Linked DNA regions of Homo sapiens: regions 1 and 2 are each linked to region 3. Evidence: chromatin loops called from intact Hi-C (ENCODE). Cell type or tissue: PC-3. All regions are shown on one strand. Links, peaks and the distances in the headings refer to the core of each region. The heading gives the core; the rest is flanking DNA.

What was found. A loop is a pair of places that touch in the nucleus more often than their neighbours do. Peaks named below come from ENCODE experiments on the same cell type or tissue, not always from the same donor. Only the 100,000 strongest peaks of a DNase experiment are listed, where the experiment ranks them.
Region 1: a loop joins it to region 3, with 4 times the contacts of the local background. A loop is called at or near these places in 2 of 110 quality-filtered maps.
Region 2: a loop joins it to region 3, with 2.0 times the contacts of the local background. A loop is called at or near these places in 9 of 110 quality-filtered maps.

Annotation. Positions count from the first base shown.
Region 1 is chr21:42,590,098-42,597,888 of GRCh38, forward strand. No RefSeq gene overlaps it. Among named protein-coding and RNA genes, the nearest start is that of LINC01671, 21 kb to the right of the region's middle. RefSeq lists enhancers at 665-4,115, 1,156-2,103. In PC-3, for the core only: a CTCF peak has its summit at 3,316 (motif pointing right); a DNase peak (open chromatin) is centred at 3,314; H3K4me3 peaks cover 424 bases.
Region 2 is chr21:42,815,333-42,823,123 of GRCh38, forward strand. No RefSeq gene overlaps it. Among named protein-coding and RNA genes, the nearest start is that of LINC01668, 39 kb to the left of the region's middle. In PC-3, for the core only: CTCF peaks have their summits at 3,099 (motif pointing left) and 3,303; a DNase peak (open chromatin) is centred at 3,099.
Region 3 is chr21:42,723,204-42,725,703 of GRCh38, forward strand. The region is part of intron 4 of PDE9A (phosphodiesterase 9A); the gene reads left to right. Among named protein-coding and RNA genes, the nearest start is that of PDE9A-AS1, 17 kb to the right of the region's middle. RefSeq lists an enhancer at 748-1,947. In PC-3, for the core only: no CTCF peak of the experiment used is centred there; a DNase peak (open chromatin) is centred at 1,298; H3K27ac peaks cover 1,753 bases.

The sequences.
Region 1 (7,791 bases), core at 2,081-4,580, 130 kb before region 3:
GTTTACATCCACGCAGGCGTTTCCCCTTACCTGCACCGAGCCTCCATTCCCGTTTATATCCACGCAGGCGTTTCCCCTTACCTGCACCGAGCCTCCATTCCCGTTTATATCCACGCAGGCGTTTCCCCTTACCTGCACCGAGCCTCCATTCCCGTTTATATCCACGCAGGCGTTTCCCCTTACCTGCACCGAGCCTCCCGCCCCGTTTATATCCACGCAGGCGTTTCCCCTTACCTGCACCGGGCCTGCCGCCCCGTTTACATCCACGCATGCGTTTCCCCTTACCTGCACTGGGCCTGCCACCCTGTTTATATCTATGCCTGCGTTTTCCTCTTGCCTTTTCAATCCAGAGGCCTCACTAGCTTTGGCCTAGTCATCCTTTCTCCTTGTCTTCTCTTCAGGTATTTTATTGATGACTTCCTGATAGCACCAAATGGCTCCCCGAGGGCTCTGAGGCATTCACACGTGTGTGAGAGTGTGCAGGGATTCCCTGGAATTCAGAGGGACTGCCTTAGACTAATTTGACTGCTTTTGGGCAAAATAAGCTTATGGCCTGAAACTTGCCGATTATCCTGGCCCAGCCGTGCCTTGCCAAAGGTGTCTCTGGCCTGGCTAGCGGGTTGGGGCAGCAGCAGCAATCACCAGTGTGACCTGAGGGCGCCGTGTCACAAGCGCAGGGTACTTTGGTGGACACCTGAGAGGCAGGAATCCTGCTCAGGAGGATGAGGCTGCAGGACGCCCCCACAGCCTGTTGTGGTCAGACCCCGAGGATCCAGTGCCAGCTTGTGGTCCCCCTACTCGCTTACTGAGAACCCAGAGCCTGCCCCCAGGGCCCCGAGAGCCTTTACGCACAGTTTAATAACTAGCTGTGACTGCACACCCATGCAAGCGCTCTCCCGGGCAGGAAATCAAATGTCACCAGCACTCCGGAAACAGCCCTTATGAGGAAACGGCATTCTGGCCCCGGGGGTTTTAACTGACTTTACCTGGTGGGCCATGTGGATCCCCTCAGCCGCGCCTCTCCTCTTTACAGCCTTTGCCCACTGTCCTACTGGGCCGTTTGTCTCTTTCTAACTAATTTGTGTCAGTACCTTCTGAGCTCCGTTCATGTCTGTGAGGGTTAGTTTTCTGCGCCCTCTTGACCAGGCCTTAGGACCCAGTTATTCAAGTGAACACTACTTAGGATGTTGTCGTGAAGGCATTTTATAAATGTGCTTAACATCGCCAATCCATCAACTTTAACTAAAGGAGATTTATCCTCCATAACTTGGGTGGGCCTGGTTCAGTCAGTTGAAGGGTTTGAGAGCAAAACTGAGGCTTCCCCGAGGAAGGAGAAATCCCACCCGTGGACTCAGCCTCAGCTCTGGCCTGAGAGTTTCCAGCCTGACACCTGCCCTGGATTTCAGACTTGCCTAGCCAGCCCCCACAGTTACATAAGCCAGTTCCTTGAAGTGAATCTGTGTGTGCACATGTGCATGTGTGTGTGTGTGCATGTGTGTGTCCATGTGTGTGTCCGTGCATGAGTGTGCATGTGTGTATGCATGCATGTGTCCGTGTGTGCATCCATGTGTGCATGCACATGTGCATGTGTGTGCATGTGTGTGCACGTGTGCGTGTGTGTGCGTGTGTGTGCGTGCATGTGTGTGCACGTGTGCGTGTGTGTGCATGCATGTGTGTGCATGTGTGTGTGCGTGTGTGTGCACGTGTGCGTGTGATCTCCAACTGGTTCTGTTCCTCTGGCTGAACCTGGAGGATGCATCGTCTTTCTGCATTGTCTACCTGTTTTACAGGGACCTGCCTTATCTTTAAAATCAGAAGTAATTAAGTTCATTTTAAAAGTCAAGGCGAGTACCAAAAAGAATGTAAACACTCTATTCCAAGGCTGTTTCTTCCTGGGACAGTTGTATTTTTAACACATTTTCCCAAGAGTTGCTGCAGCCACTCTGTGTGAGCCCCGCATCCTACCACAGCCTTAGGGACAGCAAGGTCACCAGCTCTAGAAGCTCTGCCTTCAGAACGGCCCACTCTGCAGCCAGCCCCATGAAGACACCTCTTGGGTGCCTGGTGTTGTAAAATTTACCCAAATCCAGAGCCATGATTCCAAACCTGATGGTAGAAGAGCAGCATTCATTTGCTTGTTCATTCATTCAGCACACTCGTATTGCCAAGCCCTGAGAATAAGCGCAGGGATACGGTAATAAACCGGGAGAGCCAAATCGGCCCCATGGAGTCGAGTCTAGGGGAAGCAATAGACGACTAACAAAGGAACAGTAAACAGTCTGGGGCAGGAGCGGGGGGTGTATGATTGTGTATTGACGGTCGTCTTCGAGGATGGGATAAGGGTGTGATGGAATGAACCCTGCAGATCTAAGGAAAGGCCATTCCAGACCCTAGAGGAGGTCCAGGAAGGAAGTTCAGGAGCACAGGCCACAGAGGGTCACTGATTTCACCAATTTCACCAGGATCAGGGTTTTCCATACCACTAAGGCTGGAGGGACAAGGGACAGGAGCGTGAAAGGAGAGGCGAGGCTGGTGCCCCAGGAAACCCAAGCCTGGTCTCAGGCTGGTGAAGAGGTGGATGATGGAGCGAGTGGGGAATGAGTGGTCCCAGTGGCCGGAAAGCTTGCTGGGGGCTGATCTGGACAGATGGGAGGTGGGTGAGGTCCTGGGAGCGGAGGTTCTGGAGACCGGCGGGCATGGCCAATGATGAGCCCTAGGACGTGACTCTCACAATGGGGACTGAAGGGGTTGGAGGGAGGTGCCGTTGGAAAATTGCAGTAAGTGAGAAGAGTCAGAAATGGGAGGACCAGAGGGAAAGCCACTTCTCAGAGAAGAGTAACAGGTTCAACTTTGGTCCAATAATCACAATTTAGAGCTGACAGCAGCTTCAGAGGCCATGTGACAGATAAGGAAACTAAGGCCCCAAAAGCAGCCGTGGAGACCAGACCCAGGGGTTCCGGCCACGGCTCTGTGCCTTTTGTAAAGGCAGCCTATGTCTGCACTCACCTGTGCTCTGGCCCAGGCCGGCCCTGCACTTCGATTGCCGGGAGCCCTGCACGCGGAACTGTGTCTGCAGAAGCTCCTTTTGGCACCTGGGAGGGCACCTCTCATCAGTACTCCAGGACCTCGGCCATCGCCACGGACCGCAGGGTGAACGCTGGGTGGGCTGTACCATGGCCTCGGCCACCGCCTGCAGATCCAGGCTCCCTGCAGCCTGCTGGGCTGGTGGCCTCAGGGGACCGGTGAGCTGCGTCTGCCTGGGCTCCCGAAAGGCCGCTCCCAGATTTTGATTTTGCTTTGTTACCTAGAACCCAGGCCCTCTGTTGCCACAAGAGGGCCCCCCAGCCCCGGCTCACTGAGGCCCTCCCCGTGGAGGAGCGTATCCTGTCCGGTCCGCAGCTCAAATATCCAGAGATCGGGAGACCCCGGCCCTGGCCCCACCCCCGCCCCAGCTGGGCCACACTGCCCCCTCCACCACACCCCGGCAAGCCCCTCCTGGGGCTGCACTCAGTCCTGGGTGTCAGAGGGTCCTCTGGCTTCGCTTGTCACATTTAATGACAAATCAGAAATCAAATGTATCCAGAGCCAGCCTGGGCTTTAGGATAGAAGGGGAGGGCAGGAGTGGGGGCTCCGGGGACAGGGGCTGGCCGAGGAGGGAGGATGGGGGCAAGAGGATATTCGTGGGGCACCCACTCCCCACCCATCCGCCACCCCCTCCTCCCAGGGCTCCTTCTGAGGCCTCGCTGTCCCCGCCTTTTAGTAAAAAGTGGAGAAACAGCCTCACAGGGTGACCTGCTTCAGCTCCCAAAGCCATGCTGTGGCTGACCAGGGTCAGGACCCAGGTACCAGGTCCACGGCTCAGGGGTGGGAGCCAAGCCTCACTCGACTCCACGCTCAGGGCCGGGACCCAGGCCACAAGCCCGACCTTTGTCCTTTCCTCGAGCTTGCTGGGAAGCCTAGACTCACCCAAATCCAACCCAAAAAAGGCTGCAACAAACCAGCCTTGCTTGTGATTTCGTTTTATGATTTTCTTTTCACATTTTCTTACTATGGGAATTCTCATGGGTACATAAAAATAGACAGCTTAATATGCACCATATCCCATCCCTCAGCCTTGACAGTTGTCAACAGCCTGCCTTTCCTGCTTCAAATCTACCATGTAAGCCTTCATTTTATCTCATATGGTTTGCTTTTTTTTTTTTTTTTTTTTTTTTGAGCTGGTGTCTCACTCTGTTACCCAGGCTGGAGTGCAGTGGCGCCATCTCGGCTCACTGCAACCTCTGCCTCCCAGGTTCAAGCGATTCTCCTGCCTCAGCCTCCCGAGCAGCTGGGACTACAGGCTCACACCGCCATGTCTGGCTAATTTTTGTATTTTTGTAGAGATGGGGTTTCATGATGTTGGCTTCACAATGTTGGCCAGGCTGGTCTCAAACTCCTGGACTCAAGTAATCTGCCTGCCTCAGCCTCCCGAAGTGCTGGGATTACAGGCGTGAGCCACCATGCCCAGCCTTATTACGTATTTTTAAGCAAATTATTGGATCATACCATTGCACCCAAACAATGCTGCCGTGTTACACAGCCATTTGTCCAGCCTCCTGTTCTATGGATGAAGATCACCAGGGTTCTCCACTTTCCAGACGAACGAAGCCACTGACGACCCGACAGGCCACGTGACTTGGCACAGCGCAGCCCTCAGGATCAGGGTCCTATCAGAGCCCTCTGGGGATGCTGGTTGTGCCTGGTGGCATTGCAGGAGGGAACGAGCCCTGCCTGGACTGTCCCCAGGTGATCACACACATGCCACCGGGATGAGGCAGGAGGGTGGACCCTTGTGAGAGGAACAAGCCACGGGTGCTCTGTCCCCTGGCATCCCCTCAGCAGCAGGACTCTAAATCCCCTCGCCTCCTACTGAAGGAGGAGAGAAATGAGTAAGAAATTGAAGTTACCACTAACGTTATTTTTAGAAACTGCAGTACGAAATGAAAAAAAAATGTCTCCAGACTGCCGAGGAAACGAGAAATACATGCCTCCAAATTATATGAAAGGCAAGAAAACCACCCAAGTGCCAGTGACTCACAGGAGCTGGGGTGGGTTCAATCAGGATAGGGAACTCCTGGAGGGCCTTCAACTGGGCGGCAAGTTGATGGCACTGCTGTCACCCTGCAGGAAAGACCCGGCTCTCTTCCAAAGCCTCCCCAGCCATTTGCAAGCTCAGCGTGGGAAGCAGGCTGGGCTGAGCACGTCCAGGGCTCCCAAACTACGCTGGAGCCAAAATCCAGGACTCCCGCCTGAATTGGGATCCTTGGAGCGGGGTGCTGGAGGGAATGCTGCGGCCTCTCAGGTCTGTGACCGCGTCCACGCCAAGGCTTGCTGCATGCAACCCGTAAGCTGAGAGTTGCCACCATCCAGACACCACCCTGTGCAGCGGAGTGGGGCAGGGCAGGACTGAGAGACGGTGTCTGCCCTCCAGACCACCTTGCAGGCCCATGCTGTGGGGCTCAGTCTCCCTCACCCTGGGGCATGGATCAAGCAGGCCTGTCCCCTCTAAGAATGCCCCATCTCTGTAGTCCTCTGTAAAAGTCACTAATGCTTTCTGCCAAGTATTTCCAATTCTTGCCCCTTCTAGGCTCCTGCAGCAATTCCGCTCCCAGCCTCCTACCATGTTGGCCAACATTTTGACACGTGAACCTTCTGGGCTGGGCATGGGTCATGTGGCAGAGCCATTTCCCCTTGGCCATGGGGACTGGCAACATCCGACACGTCGGCTGCTCAGTGAGCCTGGTCCAGGCGTGGCAGTGTGAGGCAGAGTCCCCCAGCCCAGTAGCCCCCCAGTAACTGGGTAACCAATGTGACAGGACGGCCACGGGGAGGCCGGGGTGGTGCTCAGTGGGCAGAGGTGGCTCATTTACAGCACTGTGCCTGTGACGCTGTGGGAAGCCGACCTCACACCTAACAAAATCGCAGCTCCAGAGGAGGGGCCTGGAAACGATGTTAGTAGTAATGGGTGTTGCTTGCCTTTGGATTGCTTTAGAAAGATATTATAAGGAAATGATGCACTCAGAAAGTAATTATGTGGTTTGTAAGCCAGGATGAAAGGGAACGGAGAGTTCAATTCAGGAACGTGCAGGACTAAACAGAAGCTCCTCAAATACCAACAGCAAAATGGTAAAATGGAAAGATGCCTGAAGCAACAGCTGCCACAAAAGCTCAACGTCTTCAAGAGGGAAATCAAGCCATGGCCTCATGTCCACTTCCACCACATCTCTTAAGAGAAAACTCAAATCTTTTTTTCTCTGCTCTCACACAACTACAACAATCAGCACAGAAGACTTCTGTGACCCCAAAATATGTGGAGATTTCTCCCCACCAGCAAGCAAGCAGTCAGCACTACAGCAGACACCGTCTGGGTGTCCTGTAATTCCATCCTGACACTCTACCTGGAGAGAGCTTGTATTCCATAGGATGGGGGCTCCGTCCCCAAGACTGCCCCCTCCCACCTCAGACACCAGTTGCAAGCCTGTGCCTCTGGAACTTCTGACCAACTGGCTATAAATCAGGGTTCCCACAACCCCATCTCTGGGTTCAATTAATTTGCTGGAGCAGCTCATACAACTCAGGAAAACACTTATGTTTACCAGTTTGTTATAAAAGACATTGCAAAAGATACAGATGAAGAAACACATAGGGCAAAGTATGGGGGAAAGGGTGCAGAGCTTCCATGCCCTCCCCAGGGGCCACCCTCCAGGAGCCTCTGTGTGGTCAGTGTTCAGCCATCCTGAAGAGCCCTTTCCTCTTGGGCCTTTCATGGAGATGCATGGGGTGGGCATGATTGACAACCATGTAGAAATATGATTGGCCCAAAAGGATATGGTCTAAACCCGGCGAGGCTGTCTGGCCACATTCTTCTTGGCTTTTCTGGGCAGCATTCCCTCCTCCAGGGTGTGGGGTAGGACCCCCTCTGGAATGAGGGGCTTATGACCCACAAGCAGATTAGGGTTCCACCTGCCCAAGGCAGGTGAAAAGAGGGCAGAAGAAGATCAGGGAGAGAGATTCTGTTTGTTAGGGCTGTGGGAGTTATAAGCCAGGAACTGTGGACAAAACCCCATATATATATATATGTATATACATACATATATGCATATATTAAGCCATATGTGTATGTATGTATATATACATATACATATATGTATATACATCTATATGGGGTTTTGTCCACATTTTTTATACATTTTTTTTATATATAAGATAATATTACAATGTCTGAATGGACCGAAGTGAATCATGTCAGGTGGACACAATGGCTCGGGAAAAACAGACAAAGGGTATGGCATTCCTATGTAAGCTCTGTCGCCTCGAGAGGCCTGCAATCGTCTCTCTCCATAATTTCAGTAAGAAGCCGAACAAACGCATTTTTAAGAGGATGGTAACACCAAAGGACCTATAAACCTAGAAGAAAATCATCAATTATCATTATCTGTAGCAGTTTATGTTCTAAAAAGTCACTGTAAACACGGATTTAGAGATGAATGAACCATGCTCCTAGGAGAAAGACAGGGTTAAGGTTCCTGAGAGCTCTGGTCACTAAATTTTCATCAATCCACACACGATCTTGTTTTATGTGTGTTTCTGTTTAAAGACACCTGTGTAATATTGTTGACTCATTAACATTGAAGCTTTCTCTAAGATGCCTTTTTTCTCTGTCTGGCACATGGCACCCGGCTTCCCAGTGCTTAGGACCACATCATCACTATGCTTGGGCCAACTTAGACAGCAAAACCACCCAAAAAAAAA
Region 2 (7,791 bases), core at 2,081-4,580, 94 kb after region 3:
CCTAAGCAAACCAAAACTTAATAATGACAACTTGATCATATTAAAGTTTCAGGTTTTTTTTAATACATATATCCTCTTATTGAGACTTAACACTGACTGTTCATGACATGCTTGGACTTTGTTTTGTCCTGAATATTCCTCCTTCTTAAACAACCAGTCATTTTATTTTAGGACTAAATTTACCATAAAAAAATTATTTCTCTTTAAGCTTTCTTATGACAAAAAAAAACTATTTTTATAACTTTATCTCTGTTTTTATTTCCTGATTCCTTTTACCCTGTTGTATACATAACATTTAAATAAATTTTGAATTAGACAAAACTTGTTTACCTTTTCTAAAAAGGACACAGTTTTTTTTAGCAAAAATGTTTTCCTACAATATATATTTATTGGAAAATACCCAAATAATGCAGTATCTATTATTTAATTTTTTTGAGACAGTTTTGCTCTTGTCACACTGGCTGGAGTTCAATGGTGCTATCTCAGCTCACTGCAACCTCTGCCTCCTGGGTTCAAGCGATTCTCCTGCCTCAGCCTCCTGACTAGCTGGGACTACAGGTGCACACCATCACACCCAGCTAATTTTTGGGGTTTTGGGGATTTTTTTTTTTTTGAGATGGAGTCTTGCTCTGTTGCCCAGGCTGGAGTGCAATGGCATGATGTGAGTTCACTGCAAACTTCACCTCCTGGGTTCAAACGATTCTACTGTCTCAGCCACCCAAGTAGCTGGGATTACAGGCACCCACCACCACACCCAGCTAATTTTTTGTATTTTAGTAGAGACGGGGTTTCACCCTGTTGCCCAGGCTTGTCTGGAACTGAACTCAGGCAGTCCACCCACCTCAGCTTCCCAAAGTGCTAGGACTACAGACGTGAGCCACTGTGGTGCCCTGCCTCAGTTATTTCTTTATAGCAATGCAAGAAAGGACAAATATAGGATGGACTTGAGAACAGTAGACCTTATTACCTCATGTGGTTGCTATGAGGACAAAATGGGTTAATATTTTTAAAACACTAAAGGCAAGTCCTGGCACACAAGTTTCTATACCTGCTTACTAAGTAACCATTTTCCTGCTCTGCCATCCTTTGTGAAGTACCTTATGGGCCAAAATGGTGCTGAAGCACCAGCCATTATGACTGCATGACAGGAAGGAGGATAAGGCACAATATTTCCCCTCACACTTGGAAAAACAATTTTCTAAAATTAGGATTCCATCACCAAGGAGAAACATTCATTTTACTACACACTGCTGTGAATTTATCTCACTAAATAATGCTATTGTCTTTGTCCATTTTCTGTTGCTTATAACAGAATTCCTGAGGCCGGGTCATTTGTAAAGAAAGGGAATTTATTTCTTCCATTATGGAGGCTGAGAAATCTAAGGTTAAGGCACCACATCTGATGAGGGCCTTCCTGCTGGTGGGGACTCTCTGCAGCACAGGGTATCACGTGAGGGGCTGAGTGTGCTAGCCCAGGTGTCTCTTTCTCCTCTTATAAAGCCATTAATGCCACCACCATGATAACCTGTTACTCATTTACCCATTAACCCATTAATGGACTAATGCATTCATGAGAGCAGAGCCGTCAGAACACAACCACTTTTTTTTTTTTTTTTTTTTTTTTTTTTTTTTGAGACGGAGTCTTGCTCTGTTGCCCAGGCTGGAGTGCAGTGGCACAATCTCAGCTCACTACAACCTCCTCCTCCTGGGTTCAAGCAATTCTCCTGCCTCAGCCTCCTGAGTAGCTGGGATTACAGGCACCTGCCACCACGCCCAGCTAATTTTTGTATTTTTAGTAGAGATGGGGTTTCACCACATTGGCCAGGCTGGTCTCAAACTCCTGACCTCAGGTGATCCACTGGCCTTGGCCTCCAAAAGTGCTGGGATTGCAGGTGTGAGACACTGCCCCTGGCCCCAATCACTTCTTAAACTTAATCTCTACATTGGGGATCAATTTCTAAATGGGTTTGGGAAAGGACAAGCATTCAAACATAGCAGGTTCTTTTCCTCAACAATAAATTCCCATCTTCATTTTATTGGGATCTCACTGTCTGAGCTCTTTATTCTCTTTTCCCCAGGAAGATTGTGCTTGAGAAACAATCATCAAGTCTGTTGGTCCACATCTCCCGCGCACTCCCTGGATACCCCCAACAGGCCAATCCATCAAGCCACAGCTCAGTTTCCAGGGCTTTAAGAGAAGCAGAAGAAACGCTTCCACAGTCCTCATTGTGTGCAGGGAATGAGCATGAGTTATGGGGGCTCCTCAATGCTGAGCCTAGCCACCCCACTGCTGCATCCCCACAGCCCTTCCAGAGGGTCTCTATCCCTCCTTATCTAAGAGCAAATCCGGGCTCCATGTCACTGAGTGCTTACTCATCCCCAGGAAGAGGCAGTTGTTGCACTACGGGGTTTTTTTCTGTAATAAATGTCCTTTATTTTATCAGAGCATGGCACTGAAAGAAAAGAAATCAAATGTATAACTTGCAAACCAGTGGAGTGAGGAAAAGAGGAGGAGGTGCGTAAAACACAACCAACCCAAAAGAAGGGGGTTGATGCCAGTTAAAAAGTGGATGCAGTAAAAAGAAAATACGAAATAAGTTGGGAAAACTGAGTCAAAATATACTAGAATTCTATTTCATATAAATAATGTAGTCAGTTAAAAGACAGACTTCTTAAAGTAAAAGAAAAAAATCCAGCCATCTGCTGTTTACAAGAGACATACCTAAAATATAATGAAAAAAGGAGGACTAAGAAAAGAGTTGGGGAAAATATACCAAGAAAATACGAAATCAAAAGAAAGCTGTTGTCACAATTTTGATATCACACAAAAGTGACTTTGAGACAAATAGCTTTATTAGGGATAAAGAGGGTCCTGGCTTAGTAGTAAAAGGAAGAATTTTTGAGGAAAGGCAAACTTTGAACCTATGAGCCACCAAGTAAATGTTTTCAAATATGTAAAACCTAAATTCAAAAAGTTAATATATTTTCAACTTCTTCCATTCCTCTTCCTTCTCCTTCCTCACTCTCTCCTTCTCTCCCTTCCTTAATAATTTAGTTTAAAATCTATTAGACTGAGCAAGGTGATGGTGGGCCCCCTGGTGGCATGAAGCGCAGCAGCAGGAGGAGGGGCAGCATCACAGGCCTGGAGTAGGTGTCAGAGTCCAGGTGGTGGAGGGGCCAGGATGGCAGACCAGCGTAGGATGGTAGGGTGGCAGGGCCCAGCTGGGCACTATGGACCAAGTTGTATCCCTCAACATTCAAATATTGAATCCCTATGTGACTACATTTGGAGATGGGGCTTTTAGGAGGTAAATAAGGAAGGTTCCATGAGGTCATAAGGGTGGGACCCTCATCTGATAGGACTGGTACCCCTCTAGGAGAGAAGAAGAAAGTCTATGTGAGAACACAGCATGAAGGTAGCTGTCCACAAGCCAGGAAAGGAGCCCTTACTGGGAACCCGACCAGGCCAGCACCTTGATCTCAGACTTCTTGCCTCCAGAAGCCCCAATGCAATGAGGAGGTATCCACGGGACCTGGCCCCAGAATTGTCCTGGTGCAGAGTTCCAGATCCCAAAAGGGATGAGGAGAGTTTACTTATGGGGACAGCAGTGGCCCACAGAGTGCCAGGACCCGAGAAGAGTGGTCAGGACATCCATGTTAGGAGGTGGGTCATCCACTGGAAATTGGTCAGACACTGGGGATTGATACAATAGTAAATACACTGATGATAATGGGAACCAGGTTTCTCACTGTTGGAAAAGGGAGTCACAAATCTGGAAAGGGAGAAAATGAGAATGCGCTCCATGGGGTTGGGTCGGAGGAACTGGTGTGCACTCATGGTCTTCAATATAAGTACAGAAATAGATCCGCATAGAAATGTGTGTATTAATATGCTTGTTTCCTTGCTCTGTCCACTGAGAAGGCCTTAGACCTCAACAGTAATGAATACACCTAGAGCTCAGATCTTGGTTTCTAAATACCATTCTCCAATATATAAAATCAGGGCTCCCTGGAGAAATGGCTGATTGTAGAGCTTGGGCAGGAAAGGTACAAAATAAGCCTGAAATCTTTTTTTATAGAAACAAGGCAGTGCTCAAAGAATGATGGGACATGTCAAAAAACAACACAGGGGAAAAGAGGTGGAGCAAGATGGCCAAATGGAATCCTCCACCAATTGTCCTCCCAAATTTAACAATGATCTACACAAAAAAGCACCTGCATAAGAACTAAAAATCAGGCTGGGCACGGTGGCTCATGCCTATAATCCCAGCACTTTGGGAAGCTGAGGTGGGTGGATCACCTGACATCAGGAATTCAACACCAACCTGGCCAACATGGCAAAACCCCATCTCTACTAAAAATACAAAAACTAGCCGGACGTGGTGGCAGGCGCCTGTAATCCCAGCTATTTGGGAGGCTGAGGCAGGAGAATCATTTGAACCCAGAAAGTAGAGGTTACAGAGAGCCAAGATCAAGCCACAGCACTCTGGCCTGGGTGATAGTGTGGGACTCCATCTCAAGAAAAAAAAATAATAATAATAATAATAAAAAAATGAGGTGAGCAATCACAGTTTTAACTTCGTATTACTGAAAGAGGCACCACAGAGGGTAGGAAAGGCACTCTTTAATTGCTGACACCATCCCTCTGCTGCCCGCTGGCAGCTGTCGCATGGCACAGAGCAATCATCTGTGTGCTTGTGGGAGGGAAGGTGCAGTGATTGTGGGACTTTGCATTGAACTCAGTGCTGCTGCTTTGTCACAACAGAAAGCAAAACTGGGCTGAACTCAGCCAGCGCCCACCCATGGAGGGAGCACTTAGACTAGCCCTAGCCAGAGAGAAATTGCCCATCCCAGTGACTGGAACTTCAGTTTGGGCAAGCTTTGCCACCACAGGCTAAAGTTCTCTGGGGGCCTAAATAAACTTTAAAGGCAGTCTAGGCCACAAGGACTGCAACCCCTTGGCAAGACCTAGTGCTGTGCTAAGCTCAGATCCAGTGGACTTGGGGGACATGTGACCTAGTTAGACACCAGCTTGGGTGGCTAAGGGAGTGCTTGCACCATCCCTCCTCCAACCCCAGGCAGCACAGCTCACGGCAATGAAAGCAACTCCTTCCTTCTGCTTGAGGAGACAAGAGGGAAAAATAAAGAGGACTTTGTCTTGCGTCTTGCATACCAGCTCGGCCACAGTAGGACAGGGCACTGGGCAGAGTTGTGAGGCCCCTATTCCAAGCCCTAGATCCTGGATGATACTTCCAGACACACCTGGGCCAGACAGAAACCTACTGCCTTGAAGGGAAGGACTCAGTCTTGGCAGGATTCATCACCTACTGACAAAAGGGCCCTTGGACCCTGAATAACTAGTAACGATACCAGGTAGTACACCACGGGCCTTGAGTGAGACTGAGATGTGCTGGTTTCAGTTTCTATCTCGGCCACAATGGGGTAGAGCACCAAGTGGGCTCTTGGGGTCCCTGACACAAGGCCTTGTCTTTTGGGTTCCCTGAGCAAGGCAATTCTGGACCTGCCTTGGGCAAGGGGGTGCCCATTGCCCTGAAGGGAGGGTCCCAGGCCTGGCAGCATTTACCACAAGCTGACTGAAGAGCCCCTGGGCTCTAAGTGAACACTGATGGTAATCAGGTAATACTCTCCATGGGCTTGTAACGGTAGTAGCCATGGGAGAGGCTCCTCTGCTTACGGAAGTGGGAGGAAAGAGTGGGAAGAAATTTGTCTTGTGGTTTGAGTGCCCACTTAACTGTAATAGAATAGAACACCAGCTAGATTTCTAAGGTTTTTTGAGTCCAGTTTCTGGCTTCCAGATGGCATCCCTGGACCCACTTGGGGCCTGGGGGAACTCACTGCCCTGAAAGGAAGAATATAAGCCTGGCCGGCTTCACCACCTGCTGATTGTAGAGCCCTATGGCCTTGAGTAAACATAGGCAGTAGCAAGGTAGTAATTACGGCAGGCCTTGGGTGAGATTCAGTGTTGTGCTGGTTACAGGTCTGACCCAGCACAGTCCCAGTGGTGGTAGCCACGAGGGTGCTTGTGTCACCCTACCCTCAGCTCCAGGCAGCTCAGCACAGACAGACAGACTCCATTTGTTTGGGAGAAAGTAAAGGAAGAGAACAAAATCTCTGCCTGGTAAGCCAGAGAATTCTTCTGGATCTTATCCAAGACCACGAAGGCAATACCTCTATGAGTCTGCAACAACCACACTGTTACAGGGCTTCAGGTGCCCCCCACCCCGCCCAGTGCAGATACAGCTTAGATCAAAACACCTAAGTCCCTTCAAATACCTAGAAAGCCTCCCCAAGAAGGATGGGTACAAATAAACCCAGACTGTAAAGACTAAAATAAATACCTAACTCTTCAATGCCCAGACATCAATGAACATCCACAAGCATCACAACCATTCAGGACAACATGACCTCATCAAATGAACTAAATAAGGCAGCAGGGACCAATCCTGGAGAAACAGAGATACGAGATCTTTCAGACAGAGAATTCAAAAGAGCTATTTTGAGGAAATTCACAGAAATTCAAGATAACACAGAGACAGAATTCAGAATTCTATCAGATAAATTTAACAAATAGATTGAAATAATTCAAGAGAGTCAAGCAGAAATTCTGAAATTGATACATGCAATTGACATAATGAAGAACATATTAGAGTCTCTTAATAGCAGAATTGATCAAACAGAAGAAAACATCAGTGAGCTTGAAGATAGGCTATTTGAAAACACACAGTCAGGGGAGATGAAAAAAGAATAAAAATAATGAAACATGCTGACAAGACCTAAAAAATAGCCTCTAAGGGGCAAATCTAAGAGTTATTGCCTTAAAGAGGAGGTAGAAAAAGAGATAGGGGTAGAAGCTTATTCAAAGAGATAATAATGAGAACTTTCTAAACCTAGACAAAGACATTAATATTCAAGTACAAGAAAGTTACAGAACACCAAGCAGATTTAACCCAAAGACGAGCACCTCAAGGCATTTAATAATCAAACTCCCATAGGACAAAGAAAGGATCCTAGAAGTAGCAAGAGAAAAGAAACAAATAACTTACAATAGAGCTACAATATGACTGGCAGCAGACTTCTCAGTGGAAACCTTACAGGCCAGGAGAGAGTGGCATGATGTATTTAAAGGGCTGAAGAAGAAAAAAAAAAAAAAAACTTTTACCCTAGAATAGTACATCTGGTGAGAAAATATCCTTAAATAAAGACTTTCCCAGACAAACAAAAGCTGAGGGATTTCACATTCTTTTAAATGCTGTATAATAACCCATAAAATGAATGTACCATATTTAACACGTAATGTTTAACACATTATTAAATGCCTAGGGGCATTATTCAATAATGAAGCATGCCTATAAAAACTAGAAAATAGCCTCAAAGGGGTGAATCTAAGAGGAGGTAGACAAAGAAACAGGGGTAGAAGTTTATTCAAAAAGATAACAACAAAGAACTTTCCAAACCTAGAGAAAGAGATCAATATTCAAGTACAAGAAGGTTATAGAACACTCCTCACCAGACTTGTCCTACAAGAAACGCTAAGAAAGTTTCTTCAATCAGAAAGAAAAGGACATTAATGAGAAGTAAGAAAACTTCTGAAGGTATGAAAGTCACTGGTAATAGTAAGTACATAGAAAAACACAGAATATTATAACACTGTAATTATGGTGTGTAAACTACTTTTAAGTAGAAAGACTAAAAGACGAACCAATAAAAAATAATAACTACAACAACTTTTTAAGACATAGACAGTACAATAAGGTATAGATAGAATCAACA
Region 3 (2,500 bases), core at 1-2,500:
GCTGCAAACCCATGGCCCAAAGCGGACCTGATCCGGCAGCATCTAAAAACAGGACCCGGAGAATCTGCTGGACTCCAGGATTGCCCTGGAACAAACCTAAAGTCTCCTATGACATGCAAACAATTCTGCCAGCCCCGGCCAGCATTCCCTGCATGTGCTTATCAAGTGAGGAGGCCAGCAGGACTTAGCACCCAGGTGAGCACACTTCATTGAGTCCAGGTGTGTGCAGATGAGAAGCAGCCAGGAGTTGAGGCTGAAGAGGAGCCTACCTAAACCTGTCATTACAACTGATTGATCCTTGGTGTAGTCAAATCTTCTGCCTTTATGAAAGTCATGGTATCTAGAGGTAAATCCCCATCAGCTTGGAGCAGCACCATGAAATCCACTCTAGCATGCAGACTCGGGGGCACTTTTAGATATTCTATTGGTTGTTCTTGGGGGACAGCTTCCTTTGGAGAACATGTGAGTTGTCTGTGAATATCAGCTTGCTCTCCCTAGGTTTCCATCACATGGATCAGCGAGAGTTAATGCTGACTCCCCCTCCCTCGGGGGCTTATTTGCAATCTCCCGATTTGCTCAAAAACTTCCAGGTCCAGAGGGACCCTAAAGACCCTGTCATGTCCCCCTGTGAATTACCAGCATCCCAGGCCATTGCTGGGTTTTCTTAAAACTATTAAGACACTATCAACGTGAAATGACTTGAATAGGCTTTAATTTTTAAAATTCATTATACGTCCTGCAGCATTTAGGAAAAAGAGGGAGGTGTCACACATAATATCAAATTTGGCTGACACAAGGTGATTTTGCCACGAAGGTTGGGAAGGATGAACATTTGCAATTGAAAACTGTTTGTTGCCCCCAGAATCCAGCGGTTTCAGGCTCTCTGAGGATTCCAGAGGTGCTAGAGGGGGTAAGGCCACATTCAGGTGGTGCAGGTGGGATTCACCCCTTCACAGCCTGGAGGTGGTGCCCGGAGCGCACCCTGTCACCCCAAGGATGATGACACCCCAGGGAAGGTGGTGGAAGCAGGAAGGGGAGGTCAGAGGAAAACTGGGGCCCTCAGTGGGCATCCGTGATGCGGAAACACTAATAATGCCAACAGCAATAGCAGAGGCAGGCAGGGCTTACGTGGCCAGGGCTGGGCTGGTGCTGTCCTGAGCACTTGACATGCATGAAATCACAGTTGTTTTAAGTTCTGAACTCCCCTGGGAGGAAACTGTGGCCACAGCAGGAATTCCAATGATTCTAGGGTCAGGAGAGGAGGCACCCACTTCCTGATCAGGGCTCTGTTTGTGGATGCGTGGGTGTGGTTGGCCTTTGTGCACACTGGTGGTTTTGCTTCTTTCCCCCAGCAAAAGAATGCAGATTTTGCATTATCTAAAGAGGCGGTTCCGTGAGCCCACTGTGCTGAGTCACATATATTCCATCGGTGTAAGTACCACCACCTGGGCAGTGCCCCTGGAGTGTTCTCACTGGGAGCGCAGCTTTGTGTCTGTACCCTTCCTGAGAATAGCTGACATGCTGGCCTGGGTGGCGCATTGGCCGAGGTGTGGCTATGACAGACCAGGATACCAGCATCTGCCCCAGCACTGAACTGAGCACACCACAGAAGGTGTGGACAGAGTGGCATGAAACATGACAGCTGCTTGTGCTCGAAATTAGATGTAGCCACACAAATCCTGTCGTGCTCAAAGGGTTCCATCTCCAAAGTCCAAAGGAAAACTCTTCCTTAACTGTTATTCCATTCTGTCTATACATTTCTTATTTTGAAGCAAGGATAGGTTCACACGCTGCTGTAATGATGCATGCAGAGAAAGCCCACTCATGGCCCGGTTTCTCCCAGTGGTGACATCTTGCAAAACTCTAGCACAATGTCACAGCCTGGCATTGACCGTGACACGGTCCAGATCCGGAACATGGCGTCCCCCACAAGGATCCCACCTGCCGCTCTTTAATAGCCACGCTGCTTCCCTTCCATTCCCCACTGGATCCCTGTCCCCTGGCAACCAAGAGGTCTCTCTCTTTTTTGTTTTTGTTTTTGTTTTTTTTTTGAGACAGAGTTTCGCTCTTGTTGCCCAGGCTGGAGTGCAATGGCACAATCTCGGCTCACCCCACAACCTCCGCCTCCAGGGTTCAAGCGATTCTCCTGCCTCAGTCTCCTGAGTAGGTGTGATTACAGGCATGCACCATCATGCCTGGCTAATTTTGTATTTTCAGTACAGACGGGGTTTCTCCATGTTGGTCAGGCTGGTCTCGAACTCCTGACCTCTGGTGATCCACCCACCTCAGCCTCCCATAGTGCTGGGATTACAGGCATGATCCACCATGCCCGGCCTCTGGTCTCTATTTGTATGATGTTGTCAATTCTGTAACGTTCTACACATGTAATCATGCAGTAGGTGACTTTGGGATTGGCGCCTTCCACCCAGCACAACCCCCTGGCATCCATCCGGGTTGTCGCCTATATCCGTGGTTCATTCCCTTCTTTCTGAGTCATACT